Linked DNA regions of Mus musculus: region 1 is linked to region 2. Evidence: chromatin contacts called from ENCODE POLR2A ChIA-PET data. All regions are on one chromosome and are shown on one strand. The core of a region is the stretch at or near the end of the contact, and the rest is flanking DNA. Distances in the headings are between cores, read along the strand shown. Region 1 holds the start of Nsun4 (NOL1/NOP2/Sun domain family, member 4). Region 2 holds the start of Atpaf1 (ATP synthase mitochondrial F1 complex assembly factor 1).

The links. ChIA-PET counts read pairs that join two places held with the same protein, here RNA polymerase II (POLR2A).
Region 1: POLR2A ChIA-PET joins it to region 2 with 19 read pairs in embryonic stem cell. The contact joins the promoter of Nsun4 here to the promoter of Atpaf1 in region 2. POLR2A ChIA-PET finds 5 or more read pairs at or near these places in 3 of 5 experiments (Patski and embryonic stem cell).

What each region holds. Positions count from the first base shown.
Region 1 is chr4:116,050,886-116,055,592 of GRCm38, reverse strand. It overlaps Nsun4 (NOL1/NOP2/Sun domain family, member 4), which reads left to right and starts at 1,782. Exons shown (of 6, transcript NM_028142.5): 1 at 1,782-1,909. The coding sequence starts at 1,817.
Region 2 is chr4:115,781,675-115,786,377 of GRCm38, reverse strand. Atpaf1 (ATP synthase mitochondrial F1 complex assembly factor 1) reads right to left here and starts at 1,372. Exons shown (of 9, transcript NM_001369233.1): 1 at 1,074-1,372. The coding sequence starts at 1,327. It also overlaps a transcript of Tex38 not described here.

The sequences.
Region 1 (4,707 bases), core at 533-3,032, 270 kb before region 2:
AAATAACTGGAGCAGAGACTATCCCAAAAGCTATTGCCTGTCTGTGGGATATGTTCTTCCAGCTGGGCTGCCTTGTCTGGCCTCAATGGGAGAGGATACGTTTTGCCAAGCAGACCTGATGTGCCATGGTGGGGAGATAGCTGGGGGGGGACCTCCACCCTCTAGGAGGAGAAGAGGGAATGGGGGAGGCATTGTGGGAGGGGAGTTGGTAAAGGGGTAGTGATTGGGATGTAAAGTGAATAAATAAATCAAGAAACAAAACAAAAGGGGCTGGTGAGATGGCTGAGCGGTTAAGAGCACTGACTGCTCTTCCAAAGGTCCTGAGTTCAAATCCCAGCAACCACATGGTGGCTCACAACTATCTGTAATGAGATCTGACTCCCTCTTCTGGAGTGTCTGAAGACAGCTACAGTGTACTTACATATAATAATAAATAAATCTTAAAAAAAAAATTCTTAAAAAAAAAAAGAAACAAAAGGACATGTGCCATCGTGGCCTCATTTGGCTCACTAAAATTTTGAAACTCAAATTCTCACTTGTTTAAGTCTTATTTTACTTTTATTGTTTAAGATAATGACAGATAGCCAGTCGGTGGTGGCGCATGCCTTTAATCCCAGCGCTTGGGAGGCAGAGGCAGGCAGATTTCTGAGTTCGAGGCTAGCCTGGTCTATAAAGTGAGTTCCAGGACAGCCAAGGCTATACAGAGAAATCCTGTCTCGAAAAACCAAAAAAAAAAAAAAAAAAAAAAAAAAAAGATAATGACAGATACGTATGTGACTTGGATGATGAGTACAATTTTTGGCAGGTGCTCATTCTATATTTGTATGAGTTACAGTTTGGGCACACCCTTTTAATCCCAGCCCTTGGGAGACGGAAGCAAGCAGGTATAATTTCCAGGCTAGCCTGGTGTACATAGAGAGTTATAGGCCAGCCACGACTATGTAGTGAGATCTTGTCTCAAAAATCAAAAGGAAAAGAAAAGAGTGTGTTATATGTTTGTATATGTTCATGCATATGTGCATATGGTCTATGAATGGCAGCTGCAGGTCAACACCACACGTCTTCAGATGGTCTCATGGAATCTGGAGCTCACTAATTCAAAGACGTTGGCTGCCCCACAACTTCCAGAGATCAGTTTGACATACTTAACATTTTTAAAAAATTACGACTTAGCTGATTATACTATATGGTGGGTGGCAATACATTATAAGAATAAATGTAAGGTTACAGAAAAGCTGTCTGACCTGTAGCTATGAAAACCAAGCTTGGCCTGGAACTCACAGAGATCCGTCTGCTTCTGCCTTCCAAGTGCTGGAATAAAGACATATGCCACTCTGCTCAGCCAAACGATCATTTCTAAAAATAGTGATCACCCCCTTTCTTCTTGGATCCTAAGCGGCGTAGTCAATTTGATAGTCTCAGAAAGAACACAAAATTAGGTACCGAGTCTTGAAAAGAACCGTCTAAAAGGAAGATCTTGAAACTGGCTTCTATGGCTTCCTAGCAATTCCGCTTCTGTCTATAGTCTGCTCTAATTTCGTTCTACCTCGGCAGCTTTCTCCATGCAGGTTGAGCCCAGAAGGCCTTCCCTGCAACTTCCTAGGAGCTCCTTTAGATGCTCTAGCACAGCCACCGCTTCGTGTGCGCCCCGAGGATTCTGGTGGGTGGGGTGTGGAGGTAGGCGGAGCCCTGGGGGCGCCGCAAGCCTAGCCCCGCCCTGTCTGCCGCTGATATTCTAAGCAGCCCTCAATCCTTCCCGGAACCCGCGAGAGCGCAGCTGCAGTTTCAGTCGGAATTATTGGCGTTGTTAGTTGACATGGCTGCGCCCGTCTTAAGATGTGTTCGGAAGCTGCTGAAGCTCGTGGACTTCACGCCGGTCCCGCGGAGATATCGATATAAGAAGAAATGGGTAAGGTCTGACATTAGAGGGAGACTTATCCAGCCCTTGCGTTTCCCGTCACTCACAGTTGCATTCGGGACATGAACTCCAGGGACCGTAACCTTCTTGGAGCTCTTGTCTCACGCCTGCCTGTCCTTTTATTAACCACAAGCCTCTTCCTGTTGCGTAAGCAGCCCCCTGACTCCGCCCCTCTCTGTTAAGTCACGGCCTGAGCTTTCATTCGGTGACGTTACATCGCCTCATGTTACTTTTTCTTGCTTACTTTTATCTTGCCCTTCCCACCCTTCTTTTTCCTTTTCTTTCCTCCCTCTTACCCTTCCCCTCCAGTCCCATGAACTCTTCCCCTCCTTTCCTCCTTAAAATTTCAGCCCCTTCAACTTCACCTCAAGCAGACTGCCCTAACAACTACTCCTTCCCTCCTGAGTCTCCGTCGTCCTGCAGGAAAGGATTCACCCCTGTTCTCACTCTCGAGGTGCCTGTGGCGCCCGGGAAAGACTTCAACGACCACCTTTCCTGTAATGCTGGCCTTTCTCCAAATGCAGGCAACAGATTCACCAACCCCCCTTACTCTAGAGAACCTTTCTCTTGCCTCACCATTTCTTCTCCGTGCTTACCTCGACGGATCCCCACCCCGCCCCCTCCGCCCCCAGTCCTCTCCTCCCCACCCCCACCGGAGAGGTGCCCCTTTGAACCCTTTTCTCCACTCCTAGGAAGGCTGTACAGACAAGAGCCAGCTGGTTCATCCTCTCCTTGTTTTGACCGATTCAGCCTTCAGGGGTCACCCTCTCCTCATCAGCGGAACCTATGTTGCAACTATATTGATTCCCCAGAATCTCAGCGTTCATGCCCTCCAAGTCCGCGTCTTTGTTATGTGACTTCCCCACCTCTCATTCATCAGGCCCCTAGAGCCAGCCCAGTAACTTCCCCTGAACTTACTCATATAACCTTGGAGACAGGCCCGGTGATTTCGACTCCCCTTATGCCAGGGTCCCAGGGAAATTACTCCATCATTTCACCTCTTCTTACCCATCGGCCCCTGAGACCTGGCCTTGCAATTTCACCTCCCCTTGCTCACCGATCTGTGGAAACTAGACCTCTAACCCCTGCATCCATTTCTCACCGAGGGCCCCACTGTCCCTCTAGAAGAAGTTACAATGATCCTCCCCTTTCTTCAGCATCTTCCCCACCCTCTGGCAACCCTTACCACGACAACCCTATGCCTCCAAACTCTTGTGAACCTAAACCACAGCTTGATGTACCTCTTGGGAAAAATGGCTGTGGCCCTCCACTTTCTTCTCAGGCAGGCATGTCTGGCTCTCCCATCTCACCTCAAGAGGGCTGTATTCATTATTCCCATTTATGCCCAGATTCCCAGATATCTGCCCCTAGGAGTCCTTTCTGTGTTATCAACCTACCACCTGAGAGTGCTGGTTCTCCTAGCTCATCCCTGCCTCAGGCTCTCCAGAAGCCCTGTGTAGGGTCCTTTCTGTGGGAGCCTGGGGGGAACTCTTACCTCTTACTAACCCCAGGTACTATAATTTCTGGTCCTTCCTGCACCACAGGACCACCTCTTCCTCAGTGTCCTAATCCTTCCCCGTATTTCCCATCTCCCCTGAACAACCAGTGTGTAGCTCCACCTCAGTCACCCAGAGGTTATAATGAACCCCGCCCTCCTACCTCAGCTCCCCCTCAAATGAAGTCCCCCAAATCCCCTGAATCACGACGCAATCCCTACAAGTGTCGGTCCCTAGACAATACACCCCACCACACTCCTCCTAGCCATTCTAAATCCCATAAGACCAACACCTGTCCTCAGCCTCCCTCCCAGTCCTTTGGCCTCTTTAGTCCATGTATGGAGCCAGCCATCACAACTACTTCAAATTCCTGCCCAAAAGAACCTCCCCCAGAGACCGCTGTCCTCAAAACTGTTGCTCCTACTTCCTGTCCTCATAGCTCGCCTTGTAATCCTGCTTTGCCCAGTAGATATCCTAAGAGTAGTCCCCACGTACCACCTCCAGTTTCCCCCTGCAATACTCATATGTATTCTGTGGTTCCTCCCACCTCCCATTTATCCCCACTCTCTAGTCCCCTAAATCAGTCTATACCTCTCCCTCAGCCTGCGGTTCTCCCTTGTGGCACTTATTCTGCTCCCAGGGGTCCGCCATCCCATATCAAGTCTGTGGCGCCTCCTTGTTCCACCCACATCTATTCTTTTATCCCTTTGAGAACACCCTTTGACCCCCGATGTTTACCTGTTGTCCCTCGAGCTCGGTTTTGCCCCACTACTGTTCCCTGTGGCATTCATACCTATGCTGTGACTTCTCCAGTCCCACTGAACAATCCCTCCCAGATCCCCTACAGCTGTTCTTTGCCTCCATCCAAGACCTCCTCTACCTGTAGCACTTCTGTCAGTTCAACTATTGTTTGTAGTGACTATCAAAGTAGTGACAGCCAGATTAACCACCAAAACAAAAGTCAGAGCCCAAACAAGAACAGCTCCCTTCATAATCAAAGCAAGAGTCCCCTAAGAAGGGGTGCCTTTCAGAGCAGAAGTCGGAGCCGGAGCAGTAGTCCTCTCCAAAGCAGTACTCAGGACCGTAATGAGAGTACCAACATGGGTGTCAAACACCATAAGAGAAGTCGGAAGCAAAGCCAGAGTCCTGCAGATGGTAAAATTGAAAGCCAGAGCAAGAGTCTCCAGCATAGGAAAAGTGTGGGACAGATTAAGAGTCCTCACAGTAAGAAGAAATAATGACCAGAATGCATGTTCTGACCAGAACAAAAACCCAGACGAGGGTAGAAGGTGC
Region 2 (4,703 bases), core at 123-2,622:
CAGCTTGCTCTCTTATAGAACCCAGGACTACCAGCCCAGGGATGGCACCATCCACAATGGGTCCTCCCACCCTTGATCACTAATTGAGAAAATGCTTTACAGCAGGATCTCATGGAGGCATTTCCTCAACTGAAGCTCCTTTCTCTGTGATAACTCCAGCTTGTGTCAAGTTGACACACCAAACCAGCCAGTACACCTAGTTAGAGGATGCTGCTGCCCCGCGTGAAGACGAAGAACTTAAGGGAGTGGAATTAAAATGAGACAAAATGCAGAGAACTTCTAGCCGGTAACGTCTGGCTTCCTTTCAGAAGTGCCTTCCTATAGCACCAAACTCTCAGACCACCATTCCTTACCTTCATCCTTCGTCCTGGAACTAGGCACCCACTCTACCTACCTTAACAGCCATAACCCTACGACACTTTTCCTCCTCAGTGCTGGAGATGGAACTCAAGGCCCAGTGCATAGTAAGCAAGTTCTCTTCTACTAAGCCACACCTCTTTCATCTTCACGGTTTACCTTCTGGAAGCTGACGCCTTAGGAACCCTGGTTACAGTCAGATAAACCTTAACCAACTGTGTGACCTCGGGCAAGACTCTACCTCTCTCCAGATCCCTACATTTCCTTAGTGAGAGGGTTCAATGGGCAATACAAACGTAACATTATCATATCAGTCTTTGCCACAATCCCAGTCTCCTTGTCCAGGCAGTCAGGGCCCTAAGCTGGGAGAGCCTGTGAACTTGATCTCTCAGGCAGGTATCTGCTGACTCAACATGTGACCTTGAGCAAATCAAATGCCTTCGCTGAAGGTCTTCATTTTCATCTTCCTAAGTAGGGGACAACTTTCTCTGAGCTGTCTTCTTCATAGGGCTTTAAAGAGTGTTTTGACGACTGTGGAAAGACCCAAAGAGTCTGCAGAGATGTGACTTTAGGCAAGTGGCCTGGCCTCTCTGAACTTGGAAACAAACTATTGGTATAGCAGGGCCAGGGCAAGCCCACCGTCCCGGAGAGTAGTGCATGCCGGAAGCTCTGCCCGCCGGTCGTGAGTCCCCACCCCCACCCGACCAGGACCGCACCTGCGCAGCTGCTGGATCTTGTCCCGGTAGCGGTCGTAGAAGGGGTTCGCTTCCAGCTCGCTGACCCCACTGCCGTCTGCTCCCTCGGGGGGCAGGCCCGAGCCCCGGCGCACCGGGAACACGCGCAACTGTGCCGGTGACACGAACCCCAGCCCCAGGGCGCGGCTGCGCACTGCACACAGGCCTCGGTAGAGACCCGCCACCTGCAGGACTGCGGGGCACGCTCCACCCGCAGCGGACACTACCGCCGCCATGGCCGCCTGCGACTCCCCCTCCTCCTCCTCGGGCGCGTCAGCCTCGGCCCCCGGCCCGCGCGCCTGCTCCATCTCCCGCAAGGTCCGCGAGGCCCGCGTTCCGCCACCGAGGTTCCGCGCGCTCAAGGTTCCGGGTGCTGGAGTGGAGAAGGGACAACGACGCTTCGGGCTGGCAGCTCCCGGTTCTGCCCACCCGCTCTAGGGGTGTCGTGGCGCGTCTCCTCCCGGGAGTCTGCCAGGATTCACCCCACCCCCTACCCCCGACCAGCAGCCTCTGCGCGCCAGGCTTCTGGAAAGCTGGCTTGCATCTTCGGGTTCTCACAGGGCTTGCCCCTTTTCTAAATTTACTTGGCACTAGCTGTAACAGTTTCTTTAGCTGCAAAGGATGTCTGAACATCATAGCTGAAGCTTCTCTTTATCAGTGTCTATTTGCAGAAGGTTCCATTGGCCTCATACCCTATGAAGTAGATATTAACCTCATTTTACAGATGGAGAAGCTAAACAGGCTGTGAACCATTAAAGTAGTAAGTTCCACCTAAAAGCTAAGCTTTTTAAAAACGCAATGCCTCTGAAGTCTGGGTTCCTTCCTGGCATTTAATTGAACTACTTTCCTCAGAGACATAAGGAATTATCCTGGACAAGTCTTTATTTGGGCTCTCCCCTTCTCAACCAAAATGTCACCATCTTCATTTGCTGAACCAAACTTGAGCTTAGGAACAATGGTATCTCACCTGCTACCATCCAAAGCAGACCTTATGTGAGGGCAGTCACATGGAAGTCCTTATCTGGACCTTAGTTGATAGGAACCTCTCCCGAGGCAGGAACAGGGACTCCAAACTCTGTTCAATACAGCCTGCGCTCAGACATCAGACTCTCGATGCTGGGACAGTGCATTGGGAGATATGGAAGTCTGACTTTGCTGGCCTGTACCTGGCTCAGAATTTTTCCACGTGCTGTTTCCTCTGCTCAAACAGGCATGCATTGCCTCCTCCTCATCTGGAACTCAGTTCTCTCAGCGCCTCAAAGAGACCTCTAGAGAAACCTCCCCATCCTTTAAAAAAAAAAATTGTGTTCAAGTGTGGTGAAGCACATGTGGAAATCAGAAGACAATTTTGTGAAATAGGCTCTCTCCTTCTTTTCCAGTTTCCAACTCCTTTCCAGCTGATCTAATTCAGCTCTCCAGGCTCACAGGGCAAGTGCTTTTAAGCTGCTGAGCCATCTCTCCCCCATTCCTCCTTATAGTCTATCTTTACTCTTCCCCCACCCAGAGCTGAGGACTGAACCCAGGGCCTTGTGTAAGCACTCTACTAAGCTAAATCCCCAACCCTTTCCAGTCTTTTTTTTTTTTTTTTTTTTGGTTTTTCGAGACAGGGTTTCTCTGTATAGCCCTGGCTATCCTGGAACTCACTCGGTAGACCAGGCTGGCCTCGAACTCAGAAATCCACCTGCCTCTGCCTCCCAAGTGCTGGGATTAAAGGTGTGCGCCACCACGCCGGGCCCCAGTCTACTTCTTACAGAAGATATAACTATCCAAAACTTTAGACCTCTGGTGGTCTGAGGTAGGAATGCCTCCCACAGACTCAGGTATTTGAATTCTTGCTCCCTGTTGGGGAGGGTGTGAACCTTCAGGAGGTGGAGGCTTGCGGGAGGAAGTATATCAATGGGTAGGCTTGAGAGTTGTAGGCTTCCCCACTTCCAGGCACTGCTTTTTGCTTCCTGCATATGGATAAGGATGTGATCTCCCAGCTTCGTACCCCAGCCACCTGCTGTCATGTCTCCTTTGTCATTATGGATCCCCTCCCCCCTTCTAGACCCATAAGACAGACAAACAAAAATACCACCACCACCAACAAAACAAAACAAAAACGAAACAAAAAAACAAACAAAACAAGGCCTCCGTCTATAAATTGCTTCACAAAAAATTGCTATTTTTATCACAGCAACAGCAATGTTTACATAAACCCATAGAATTTATGTAAATACCTTGTTTACAGAAACCCATGGAATTTACATTTTAGTGGAACCAGATAAACACTCGTAAGTAGAAAAGCAAAGGAAGATATGAGAGACACAAATAGGGTATTGCCTGAGCAGATATTTGAATGTAATGAGGGAACGACTTGTATGATACTTGCAGGGACAGACTAGCTAAGGGGAACAGCAAATGTAAGACAGGATTATAGTGTTGAAAATAGCAAAAGCATATCCCCATGGTGGAGGGGACAGAGGTAGAGATGACACAGAGTTGAGTGGCTAAATTGCTCAGGGCTTTGAAGGTCATGGTTAAAAACTGGCTTTTGATCTGGGAAGTCTAAGCAGAGGAGTAACATGGCCTACTCTTCAAAGGATCGTTCTGACTGCGGAACTTGGAGTATGTGGAGCAAATGTGGAAACCTCCAAGGGTGAGTAATTTGTCCCACCTCAAAGCCCAAGGTCAAGTATAACTTGATAGATAGGCAAGGAAGGATGCCAGCCAAACTGTTGGGTATGTGAATCTGAAGTTCTGAGGTATGTTCCAGGCTGGAGGTTACAGTTGTGAGTCATCAGTGCATTTGTGTTCTTTAATGTTATAAATGTGGGTAAGTTCACTGAGAAGGAAACATAGATAGAATGCTAAAGACTGAGCCCTGGAGCATGCCAAGACTTAGAGACCAGGAGATGGTGGAAAACACCAGCTAAAGAAGAGGAAAAGCAGGGGCAAATAGGGTAGAGCGGAGGGAAAGGCATTCTGGGAAGAACTCTGTAAATAGTGCCTGCTCTGGTTTGAATCTGAAATGTTCTCAATAAGCTCATGTGTTGAACACTTGGTCCCCAGCCAGTGGCACTATTTTGGGAGGCTGTGGAAACTAAAGAGGTTGGGCAGAAGAAGGTCACATGGGGTAAGACTTTGAAGGCTATAGCCCAGACCTTGGTTCTGGTCCTGAGTTCTGCTTGCTGTTTTCTGTGATGTGAATGGCTGTCTTCTACCACGTGTTCTACCACAGCCATGATGGCACGCCCATTCACATGGGACTGAGCAACTATAGAACCCTCTGAAACAGGAGCTAAATCAAACCTTTCCTTTTAACATTGTTTCTGTCTGGTATATGGGTCACAGAGATACAAAAGTAACATAGAGTGTCAGGAGTCACAATAGGAGACTATAAAAAGGAGAAAAACTAAAGGGTAAGATTTCAAGTTATCACTGGTTGGTATGTCTCCCCTAGAGTTGACTGAGACATAACATGCAAGGGCTTTCTAACTGAGCTACCCATAAGTGGATCAAGTTGCCTTAAGTAATAAGCAAGATCCTGGCTCCAATAAATCCTGGGGGGATTGGTTGCTGGGGAGACCTGCCCCAATAGTGCTCTCTTCCCCCATCCCCCTGCCCACCTCC